2 separate regions of the Homo sapiens genome follow, and region 1 is linked to region 2. The links are chromatin contacts, found by Hi-C in ENCODE. All regions are on one chromosome and are shown on one strand. Each heading gives the region's core, a stretch centred on a gene start or an enhancer-like site at or near the end of the contact. The rest is flanking DNA. Distances are from core to core; before and after follow the strand shown. Region 1 holds the start of ALG11 (ALG11 alpha-1,2-mannosyltransferase). Region 2 holds the start of ESD (esterase D).

Region 1 (6,497 bases), core at 1-2,500, 5.2 Mb after region 2:
GCCAAGACATCCCTGGAGCTGGGGTCTGGCTCGGCCTTCCCTGCGCACCCCCTGGGGGCGAGTAAGCGCCGAACGCGGGGAGGAAAATCCTCCTGGTGGGAGTGAGCACGCTGCGCGGACGCGGGGGAACAAAACTCACTTTCCGACTGGCCCCTTCTCTGGCTGTGATCTGTCTCTCCTGCTCAGGCATCGTCCCGCACGGACACCGAATTCTTCTCTGATCTGGCTCAGAGCAAAAGGTCACCTGGTCGGTGGAGGAGAGCGGGGTGTTAAAGTCCCGGGAGAGGAGGCGCAGAGTGTGAGGGCATCGGCGCGGCTCGGCTCTAAAGCAAACAGGGGTCCGGGAACCGCCCCTTCATTTGGGACCGGGGAAGCCGCAGCCCTCTTCACACGGATGATTCAAAGTTGCGCGCCGCCGTCCTCCCGACCTGGGGGCACGGGGATGAGAGCGTGAGGGGAGAGTGGGCCTCGGACCCTCGCCCACTCCCCAGGTGGCTGGGAGTGCCCACCCTGGAACTGCCGGCCCCGCCGGTGCCACAGTGTTCTCTGCCGTGCCAGTGCCACAATGTCCTCTGCCGTGCCGGCGCCGCAGGGCGGAGGCCTGTCCTCCTCCGCGGTCTCGGCCACCTCGCGCTGGTGCGCTCCGACACTGTACTGGGATCTCACGCGTGTGCGGGAGCGGGAGGGCAGGTGAGCTGCGCAGAGCCGGGCCGCAGACTCAGCTCCCAGGGCTCACCCACCGCCTGCGGGGAAGGTGCCCGGCGGCGCCGCGTCGGGTCCGCTCTGCGCTGCCCCCTCCTCGGACTCTGCGCCTGGCTGCCGGACGCCGTGGGTCCCAAAGGAAGCAACCGCGGCAAGAGTGAACTCCGCACCTGGAAAATCGATCCGCTGTGCGCAAAGGCCAGCCAATGGCCTCCAACGGGCGGCGGGCTTTGGGCCGGGAACGGGGGCGCAGGCGCCCAGGCGGGGGCTTCTAGTGGGGGAGGTGGCCGAGGGAGGGAGCGACGGCTGTCAATCACAGGCCACGCCCTCCTCAGCCCAACCCCCCACTGCTGTCCCGCCCACGGGGGCGGGAGCCGTGTGCGCCACGCCGAACACTAGTCTACGCCTCGGCATATTCTATTGGCTGGAAGGCCGTGGGAAGCGGCTACCAGTAACCAATAGTAACGCACAATTGGCCCGTGGGGGCGGGGCGAGCACGGCTTGCTTTCTCAGGAGCCAATAGGGAAAAGGAAAGTGAAGCGTTTCCTGAGTTCGGGGGTCGGCGGAAGATGGCGGCCGGCGAAAGGAGCTGGTGCCTGTGCAAGTTGTTGAGGTGAGCAGCCGGTCGTGTGGGCTCACAGACGTTTTCTCTTCTGTAGGGGTACTTGCCCGTCCAGTGTAGCTAAATTTTGCGGGCAAATGGCCTTCCTTGTCATGAATCTAAGGTAATTTCTCAGGCCAATGAGCAGTCTTTCTTTTTCTTGGGGGTCTTCTATATAGACTGGAATAGACTAGGTCTTAAAGACTCAATTTACCGCGTTTTCTTCTGCTTCACTGTTGGCCGAGGGGTCGAGTTCCCTTCCCTGCTTCAGCTTTTTTTTTCCCTTTCACACTCCAGTTAGTCTGTCATAAATTATTCATATTCATTCCTTATTTTTCTTTACGATTGAGCCACGAGACATTTTCCAATCTATCATGTCTCTTTTCGGTAAAGAAGAAACCGGATCTTCCTTCTCATCTTAGTTTCTACTCTTAAACTCACCAAAACTGCCATTGTTAACACGTCACTTAAATATAAAGCTTATGTTGAATCCTCTGCTTTTTGATAATCTGTTACTTTAATTTTTATGATGTAAGAAGTTACATAAAATATTATTTTATTTGTATTACGTGTATATGCTGTTTCTTCTAGAAAAATTAGAAAATAGATAAGTAAAAGGAAAAAACCCCAGGAATGCTACCATCCGGAGATAGCCACTGTTAACATTTTGGTGAAAAAACTCCCAGGCTTTTTTCCACCTTTGTTGTTGTAGTACTACTGTATTTTAAATGCCTTGCCCTCCACTAATAAAACAGAAGGCCTAGTATATTCTACCTACCTAGTTTTTTTACCACCTACATATTTTTGTTCAGGCTGAAAATTTATAATTAACACCATAGCTTCCTGAATAGCAGTATATACCTAATTCTTTCAAAAGTTCAGGCATTTCTTCTTCGTTTTTGTCCACTCTACTTCAAATTCTGTAATCATTACTTTAAACATTTTGAATGAGAAAGTCTGTTATCAGAGCCTTTTGGTTCTTCCCTGTCATACGTAATATTCCTCAGTGCTTTACATTATAATGTTTAAATAAACTCACTAACCAGACTTAAAGGACAGGTTTAACTTTAGTTATTATGCAGCTTTTAAGTTAAATGTTTAATAGTTCAGTTTGAAAAGCTTGTCACATGAATTTTCCCACCTAAATTATTTGAAGGAATTGCCAGAAAAACCTTTACATTATATGGGTCAGCTGCATTTTAAATAAGCTTTTGAAAGAGTGTCCTGAGAAAGCAAACTGTCCTCTGTAGTGTTGCTTTTATGAATTCATATATTCCAAATGTTAAATAAATGATAAATCTTACCACTTTTGTCAGACTCTGTTCATCCTTTAAGGCAGTGGTTCTCAAATTGTGCTCCATGGACCATGCAGGTCCCAAGGCCCTTCAATGGATCCTCAACAAATCTGTTTTTATAATAACATTAATGTAATATTTGCCTATTTTACTATGTTGATAAGTGCAAAAGTGATAGCGGATAAAACTAAGTGATAGTGGATTTTAATTAACAGTGTGAAAAGGTCATTGATAGGGTTTCAGAGTCTGTATTGCAACTGACATTAAGAAACTGCATAACTTGTCAAATGTGGTCTAGCATCAGAGAAGAATATCTGTAACTAGCTGAAAAGTTAAATATATTTTAAACATAAGATCAATATATATTAAAATATACTCCCTTTTCCTACTACATGTCTAAGTTAGCCTGAATTTTCTTCATATACTTCAACAAAAACAACATATCACTAGATTGAATGCAGAAACAGAAAGGAGGAGCCACTATCTGGTTTCACGTTAAGCCAGACATTAAAAAGATTTGCAAAAAGTGTAAATCATTGGCACCCTTCTTGCTAAATTTCTTTTTTTGGTTTGGAAAAGATAGTTTTTTAATAAAAATATGTTAATGTGTTATGAAAGAATTTTTATTTTCAAATGAATTCATAAAAAGTTTAAAGTTCTTTAGTTTTCATTTCTAATATGCTAAATATTGGTAGATATAAGCAGTGTAAACCACTGGTTCTCAACCAGGGGTGATTTTTGCCCTTCGCAAGACATTTGGCATTTGGCAATATCTGGAGGGCTTTTTTTTTTTAATTTTTTTTTTAGAGATAAGAGTCTTGCTCTGTTGCCCAGGCTGGAGTGCAGTGGCATGATCATAGCTTACTACAGCCTTGAACTCCTGGGCTCAAGCAATCCTCCCACCTCAGCCTCCCAAAATGTTGGGATTACAGGCATGAGCCACCATGCCCAACTGATAATTTTGATTGGGAGGGTGCTACTGGCATCTAAGTGGGTCAAGACCAAAGATGCTACTAAATATAATACATAGGACAACCTCCGCAACAAATAATTATTTGGTCCAAAATGTCAGTAGTGTCAAGGATGAGAAACTCTGATGTAAACAAAAGCTCTATTGTATCCTCAGTAAAATTTTTAAGAGTATAAAGGTGTATAAAGAATATAAAGACCAAATTATTTTAGACCAATTATTTCAGCTTTGAAATAAAGTGCTCATGTGGGATTTCAAATAGAGTCAAATACCTCTTCAAGTACACAGTAGGAAATCCCACATGAGATTTGTTCACAATAGGAACAAATGAGGATTTGTTCACAATAGGAAATCCCACATGAGAACTTTATGTCAAAACTAAATATCAATAAAATATTTACTTCTGGCCAGGTGCAGCAGCTCATGCCTGTAATCTCAATGCTTTGGAAGGCCAAGGCAGGAGGATTACTTGAGGCCAAGAGTTTGAGACCAGCCTGGGCAACATAGCAAAACCCTATTTCTACAAAAAACATTTTTTTAATTAGCTGGGTGTGGTGGCATGCACCTGTAGTTCCAGCTTCTCAGGAGTCTGAGGCAGGAGGATCGCTTGAGCCAAGGAGTTTGGGGCTGCAGTGATTGCTATGATTGCACCACTGCACTTCAGCCTGGGTGACAGAGTGAGACCCTGTATCTAAAAAAAGCAAAATTTACTTTTCTGATGAATTTGTATGTTTTCATGTGGGCAGTGAAAACTATGTGATATGGTTTGGCCGTGACCCCACCCAAACCTCAAGTTGAATTTTATCTCCCAGAATGCCCACATGTTGTGGGAGGGATCCAGGGGGAGGTAATTGAATCATGGGGGCCAATCTTTCCCATGCTATTCTCGTGATAGTGAGTAAGTTCACGAGATCTGATGGGGTTTATCAGGGGTTTCTGCTTTTGCTTCTTTCTGATTTTTCTCTTGCTGCCACCATGTAAGAAGTGCCTTATGCCTCCCGCCATGATTCTGAGGCCTCATAGCCATGTGGAACTGTAAATCCAATTAAACCTATTTTTGTTCCCAGTTTCGAGTATGTCTTTATCAGCAGCGTGAAAATGAACTTGGTACCATAAATTAGTACCAGTAGAGTGGGGTGCTGCTGAAGAGATACCCAAAAATGTGGAAGCGACTTTGGAACTGGGCAACAGGCAGAGGCTGGAACAGTTTGGAGGGCTCAGAAGAAGCCAGGAAAATGTGGGAAAGTTTGGAACATCCTAGAGACTTGTTGAATGGCTTTGAACAAAATGCGGATAGTGATATGGACAACGAAATCCAGGCTGAGGTGGTCTCAGATGGAGATGAAGAACTTGTTGGGAACTGGAGAAAGGTGACTCCTCTTATGTTTTAGCAAAGGTACTAGAGGCATTTTGCCCCTGCCCTAGAGATTTGTGGAACTTTGAACTTGAAAGAGATGATTTAGGGTATCTGGTGTAAGAAATTTCTAAGCAGCAAAGAATTCAAGAAGTGACTTGGGTGCTCTTAAAAGCATTCCATTTTAAAAGCGGAACAGAGCATAAAAGTTCAGAAAATTTGCAGCCTGACAATGCAGTAGAAAAGAAAGACCCATTTTTTTAGGAGAAATTCAAGCTGGCTGCAGAAATTTTCAAAAGTAGCAAGGAGCCTAATGTTAATCCTGAAGACCATGGGGGAAAATGTCTCCAGGCAATGTCGGAGACCTTCATGGCAGCCTCTCTCATGGCAGGCCTGGAGGCCCAGGAGGAAAAAGTGGTTTTGTGGGCCAGGTGCAGGGGCCCTGTGCTGTGTGCAGCCTAGGGACTTGGTACCCTGTGTCCCAGCTGCTCCAGCCGTGGCTGAAAGGGGCCAATGCAGAGCTAGTGCTGTGGCTTCAGAGGGTGAAAGCCCCAAGCCATGGTAGCTTCACATGGTGTTGAGCCTGCGGGTGCACAGAAGTCAAGAATGGAAATTTGGGAACCTCTACCTAGATTGCAGAAGATGTATAGAAACGCCTGGATGCCCAGGCAAAAGTTTGCCACCGGGGCAGGGCCCTCATGGAGAACCTCTGCCAGGGCAGTGCAGAAGGGAAATGTGGGGTTGGAGCCCCCACACAGAGTCCCTACTGGGGCACTGCCTAGTGGAGCTGCGAGAAGAGGGCCACCGTCCTCCATACCCCAGAGTGGTAGATCCACTGACAGCTTGCACCGTGTGCCTGGAAAAACCTCAGACACTCAACGCCGGCCCATGAAAGCAGCCAGGAGGGAGGCTGTACCCTGCAAATCTACAGGGGCAGAGCTGCTCAAGACCATGGGAACCCACCTCTTGCTTAAGCATGACCTGGATGTGAGACCTGGAGTCAAAGGAGGTCATTTTGGAGCTTTAAAAATTTGACTGCCCCACTGGATTTTGGACTTGCATGGGCCCTGTAACCCCCTTGTTTTGGCCAATTTCTCCCATTTGGAACAGCTGTACTTACCCAATACCTGTACTCCCATTGTATCTGGGAAGTAACTAGCTTACTTTTGATTTTACAGGCTCATAGGCAGAAGGGACTTGCCTTGTCTCGGATGAGACTTTGGACTGTGGACATATGGGTTAATGCTGAAATGAGTTAAGACTTTGGGGGACTGTTGGGAAGGCATAATTGGTTTTGAAATGTGATGACGTGAGATTTGGAGGGGCCAGGGCAGAATGATATGGTTTGGCCATGTCCCCACCCAAATCTCAGTTTGAATTGTGTCTCCCAGAATTCCCATGTGTTGTGGAAGGGACCCAGGGGAAGGTAATTGAATCATGGGGGCCGGTCTTTCCCATGCTATTCTCATAATAATGAATAAGTCTCATGAGATCTGATGGGTTTATCAGGGGTTTCCGCTTTTGCTGCTTCCTCGTTTTTCTCTTGCCCACTGCCCTGTAAGAAGTGCCTTACAC
Region 2 (5,891 bases), core at 2,243-4,742:
TTGGTACTTGGTCAAAACCATCTGCTGAAGTAAAAGTACTATGAAAGTTTTTTATCTTTTTAAATCAATAAACAAAGTTTTCAAGTGTAATTTCGAAGCATGAGATGTAGTCAACTCCTGAGTGAAGAAAATAAGAGTGGGGACTAGGTAAGTAGAGGAAGATGGATCTATCTGGCTCAGTTGTAAGTCGAACTTGTAACATGGGGAGAAAGAAGGGAAGAGATGAGGACTGAAGGACTACTACTAGGGTGACTAGAAAGGATGTATAAGAAAAGTGGGCTTATGAACGATGAAGTGACTGATATTCAGTAAGAAAAATATATATGGAAACTTACATAGTATATATCATGTCACTTATCTGGTAGATTTCATTTAGGCTCTAGAACAAATATATATTTAGGTTCTAGAACAGATTTTGTGGGAGAAATAGGGTGACAGAGTAGGGTGGAATACCAAAAAACCAAACAACACCCTTCCTCCTTCCCCTCCAAAAAACAACAACAACAACAACAACAACAAAAACAGAAAAACAATTTCACAGTGCCAGTGGGAGTTACACAATTTTTCCCAAATGTTAGTGAACATCAACATTCTTTGGAGAAGAAAGGGTCTCTCAGTGCATAATACATCCATTCCCCTAAAGGTCAAACCTTACTGTTCTTCCCTTTATTTTTTATTTTTTGGAGATGGGGTCTTGGCTGTGTGGCCCAGGTTGTAGTACAGTTGCATAATCATGACTCAGTGTAACCTAGAACTCCAAGCTTCAAGTGTTCTCCTACCTCAGCCTCCTGAGCAGCTAGGACTACAGGTGCGTACCACACTGGAATATTTTTTTTTTTAATTTTTTGTAGAGACAGGGCCCTTTACTTATTAAAGTTAAATGTCATCCACCTCCAGAAATCTGAGTTCTATTTTTATCCTTCTTCCCCTGTGTCTCAAGTTTTCCATAAATCTCTACATGTGTTTTTTTGTTCCCATTCTCTCAGATTCCTTGGATTTTGATGTTTCTTCATTTCCAGGATGTCCTATTCCACTGGCTCTTAACAACCTAGACAGGTGTTCCCAAAACCAACAATCTACAGTTCCAATAACTGCTGTTGACCACCACTGTGTTGTTCAAATCCTCTTCTCAGTGAAAACTCAGGATCTGGCTTCTTCCCTTTCACTCTGTCTCCTCCCACCTCCCTTTTCTTTTTTCTTCACACTCTTTCCCTAAACCTCATTCCCTAAATTTCAACTACATTTTCTGGGTGAAATAATCTAAATCTGCATCTCTATAACCAATCTTTCTCAAGCATTAGTACCCATAATGACATTTCTTGCTGGACTCTTCTACCAAGACATGTCACCAGCTATTAAAACTTACCACACCTAAAATTAAGCTTCTGCATCTCACCTTCAAACCATTCCTCTTTTCATTGCCTCTCTTTTTCAGACTCATGCCTGTCTTGCCTAATCTACATTTGAGATGCCTCAAAGTTACCTTCTTTTTGAATTCCCACTGCCATCATCCTAATTATATATAAGAAATTAAAACTTAGCCTCTTCCTTTCTTCCTAATACATCCCACTACGATCAATCCTGCATGAAAGCCTAGGGTTTTAATCCACTTAATTTACTGGTCAACGGATCCCTACCAACAGCTCATCTGCAGCCTAATACGGCCTACGTGGAATTGTTAGTCATTTTTATTTAGTATTTTAAAAACTGTGATAAAAACACATACATAATATTTACTATCTTAACCATTCCTAAGTGTGTATTTCAGTAGTGTTAAGTATCCATTAGTCATATGTAAAAACGCAGTTCGCCAGCTCACAATAATGAGCAGATGAGAACTGCCTCATCACCCCCTGGCTGCTGCAGGTGGAGACTACTAATCCCTTTCGCTGTTAGGCCAGTCGCTGAGAACCAGAAAGTCACTGAAATGGAAGACCATGTTAATTGTACAATTTTCTTCAAGTTTAATGCCATTAAAATTTCATAAAATTAAAACCATGCAGGATCACTGAAAAAATAGATGAATAAAACTCCATATAAACTTCAGTCACACTCTACCTGTGTGCAAACACAGTCTTTTTTTTCTTCTTTTTTTTTTTTTTGAGACAGGGTCAAACTCTGTGGCCCAGATTGGAGTGCAGTGGCCTGATCTCGGCTCACTGCAATCATCTCGGCCCCCGGGCTCAGGTGATCCTCCCGCCTCAGCCTCTGGAGTAGTTGGGACCACAGGTGGCACCACCATGCCCAGGTAATTTTTTGTAGAGGAGGTTTTGCCATGCTGCCTAGGCTGGGTCTCTTTTCCTTCATAAAAATTCACATGGCTTGCCTAGGTAAGGATTTCTATTAAACTCTGGGGAAAATTTTTTAAAAAAAATATAGCATCTATAAACGCCAAACACCTTCACATGGCTCTAAATATGGTCTATAATTTGGTCCCAGATTATTTTTCTGGTCTCACTCCCTATTTTGTTAGTTAAACTCAACTATGCATAATTCTAGGATGGCCTGGATGTTGCTATCGGGTGGCTTTACTCAATGCCACGGTACAATGGTTTCAGAGCAGGTTTTGGGGCCAGACCCTCCGGGTTCAAACCCTGACTTCACCACTTATTACTACATGACACTGGGCAAGCTAATCTATGCCTCATTTGCCCATCTGCAAAATGGGTATACAGTAATATATATCAATTTGATAGGGTTGCTCTGGGAATTAAATGAGTTAATTCACGTAGTGCTTAAAATGCTGCTTCTACCACACACACAAACATGAGCTATTATTTTTCCTGCAACCTGAATGCCCTCTCCTTCCAGGTGCGCTCAATCCCATTTCCCTAATGACCCCATCAGAAATGACTTCCAGTCCCCCACAGCGCTCTGAGAGCATTTTACGACCCGAACAGATTTTGTCAAACTCCAAAGACACGTGCTCCCCTCGGCACCATCAGGTGAGTGCTCCTGACCGCGCCATTGGCTCGTGCCCCGACGCGGACGCTGCCTAGAGCAGCAGGTCCACACTCCCCCGAACCAGGCGCCGGCGGCCGCTAGTAACGCGTTGAGGCCAGCTCCCTCCTTAAAATGCGTACACATCTACTTCACATTTTCGCGCGGTGGCTGCGGGTCTAGGAAAGTCTTTCTGAACAGGAAAAAGCTGTACAAATGTAGCGGGCAGTAGGTAAACGGGCGCTCGCCCCGGGTTACACTAGGTTGGAGGCTCAGAGAAGGAAAAGGGATTAGAGGCGAGGCTCCGGGTCACGGGAAAAGGTCCTTGGCCTCCTGTCATGGATGGTGGCGCCCAAGGCCCAGGGTCGCCGTCTCTGCGCTCGTGCCTGCGGATACCTGCACCGCAGGACTCGGCGTCCGCCCCGATCACGCCTAGCCGTGCCGCAGCCGCAGGAAGGCTGACAACGTCCAGGCCTCTACCCGAACCCAGTCTTACCTACGGTGGCGGAGTGACCAGAAGAAGCGGGCCGAAGTAAAAGGCGGGGCTCAAGATGGCCGCCGGGGCCTCGCCTCAGCCCCGCCCATATGATGCCCCGCCCCTCCGGTCCCACTCACTCTCGCTTTTAACTCCGAGAACCCGCTCTTCTCCAGTTCAGTCTCCATGGCCCCGCCGCCTTTGCACATTGCACTTCCCGGCAGCCTCCGCGTGGGCGCCCCCTCCAACTCCTGCCTTCGCCCGCGTTTCTGCTCTGTGTGGTTACTAGGACCAACGAGGAGGGCGTTAGGTTAGTCCCTGTCACCTTGTCGGGGATCAGTCTGCTGTGCGTGCTCAGACTCTTCCCAGAGCCAGCAGCAAGAACCCGAGGCATTAATAAACTTGAGATGTAGCTTCGCTTAACTCGTGCAGAGGGTTTCCGTGTCACTTATGTAGAAACTAGGGCCTAATTTCAACTCCCTCAACTCCTCTGTCCCAAGACTATCCACGTCACCTACTTGGTAGCTTGAGTTAAACAAGAAACCTTTGAAATCTCCAGTGGCCGACACGCAGTGGGAACTCCATCAGTTTTCTGTTTTCTCCCTTCTTCCCTCAATAAAAATTAAGTTGAACTGACTAAGATTTGCTAGTTGATAATTTACAGCAAATCTTTCCTTTTGGTCTCTCTGATTTAAGCAAACTGTTGAGTGTACTTTGCCTCTTGAGAAATTAAATCTGATTACAACAGAGCTAAGTATTTTTCAGCAACGGTTAGACTGACATTGTAAATACACAATCTGATAGTTGGGGCTGGCCTCATGGGCCTGCAACCTGTGCTATTACCCGGCCCCCAGAACAGAAGGACGCTACATTTTCTCTCAGTAAGTGTTGAACCAGGGCCCCACGTTTGTGTCTGGAATTGGGCCCTGCAAATTGTGTAGCTATGGGAGCTGACTTAAGTATGGATGAGCTGCCACACAAGAGATTACCTGCCAGAATCTATTGTGTGGCTCAGGCCCATTTTGCCATAGTGATCTTTGGACTAAATTAACCTGTGGACTGAACCTGTGGATCAATTGGAACTTAGACTGAAAATAATGTTTCATCAAAATAATGTTTTTATTTTGAGAAAGCATTGAAGTAAATTGTTTTAAACTTTCTTTTTACTATCTTTAAGTATAAATCATTGAAAAGGGGATTTTCTTCAGTTTCAAAACTGAAACAGAATAAATACCTAAATTGCAAGTTCTTTATAACTGATGTTTGAACAAAGAGAAATAATTGATTAAATGATATATTTGCCTAATAAGTGGACTGCTGTGAGGTGCAGACTAGCCAAAGAACTGTAAGTGTGAAGTTCTTTACTAAAGGGTTCTTGTGTGAATACAATGTGAGAATAAGCAGAACTAAAATTTCTTTTACCCAGCATAAATAAAATGTTAATAGATCCACAAAAGTCGATTGCTTAAAAATATTAAGAATATATATAATTATCATTATTATTTGGACATGGAAGCAAAGAAGGCTGAAATCAGAAATTAAGGTTGACATTTTAAAAAATGGCACTACCAATAAAAATGGATGAATATTAAGTACACAAAGAAATAGTCCAAAAATTATGTGTAAATGTGTGGCTGAGAGGATATAGGACTCTTGGTTTGAACTAAAATGAGTAGGAATATAATCTTAAGGAGGCAATAAAGGGATGCAATAAAAATGAGAAAAAGTCAAATATACTTGAAGCCTGTAAGAAAAGAGATTGTTTTAGTCAGTTCCAGCTTAACAGAAATTTATTCCTCACCATTCTAAAAGTCTGGGAAGTCCAAGATCAAGGTGCTGATGAAATCTGTTCCTGCTGAGAGCCCTTTTCCTCGTTTGCAGAGGAATACCTTCTTGCTGTAGTCTCACTTGGTGGGTGGGGTGAGGAGAGCTCTGGTTCCTTCATCTTATTGTAAGGGCACTAGTCCCATTCACATGGACTCCACCATCATGGTGTAATTATCTTCCAAAGTCTCCATCTCCAAATACCATCACGTTAAGGATTTAGGGTTCAATGTTTGAATTCTGGGGAACACAAACATTCAATCCATAGCAAAGATAGTTTTAGAGAGACTAGAAAAGACACCATACATAGAAAATAATATAATCTCTTGGGTATCAAATATGCTACTTGAGAAGTGTCCTTGTGGCTTTTCCACAGACTAGAACAGGGTTTCTCAACCTCGGCACTGTTGACATTTGGGGCCAGATGATTCTTTGTCGTGGAGGCCTACCCTGTGCATTGTAGGATGTTTCGTAACATCCCTGGCCTCCACTAGCTAGATGCCAGTGGTACCCCTAACAAGCTTAGATACCCAAAACGTCTCTAGACATTGCCAAATGTCCATGGAAGGAGGGGTTGGTGTAGAGGAGGGCTGCAAAATTGCCCCTAGTTAAGAACCACTGGCCTAGATAAACATTTTTCAAAATTCCCTTT

What was found. Hi-C counts contacts between places; a loop is a spot of excess contacts on that map. Pooled maps may share reads with other maps.
Region 1: a map of B cell shows a loop between it and region 2 (18-fold over the local background). The contact joins the promoter of ALG11 here to the promoter of ESD in region 2. A Hi-C loop is called at or near these places in 2 of 168 maps with a recorded cell type or tissue (B cell and naive thymus-derived CD4-positive, alpha-beta T cell) and 12 of 50 pooled maps.

What each region holds. Positions count from the first base shown.
Region 1 is chr13:52,011,148-52,017,644 of GRCh38, forward strand. ALG11 (ALG11 alpha-1,2-mannosyltransferase) reads left to right here and starts at 1,251. Exons shown (of 4, transcript NM_001004127.3): 1 at 1,251-1,315. The coding sequence starts at 1,272. It overlaps ATP7B (ATPase copper transporting beta), which reads right to left and starts at 303. Exons shown (of 21, transcript NM_000053.4): 1 at 140-303. The coding sequence starts at 190. RefSeq lists silencers at 510-849, 900-1,009, 1,020-1,119 and enhancers at 1,240-1,369, 1,420-1,509.
Region 2 is chr13:46,793,669-46,799,559 of GRCh38, forward strand. ESD (esterase D) reads right to left here and starts at 3,493. Exons shown (of 10, transcript NM_001984.2): 1 at 3,437-3,493. RefSeq lists enhancers at 2,628-3,229, 3,361-3,410 and a silencer at 3,001-3,050.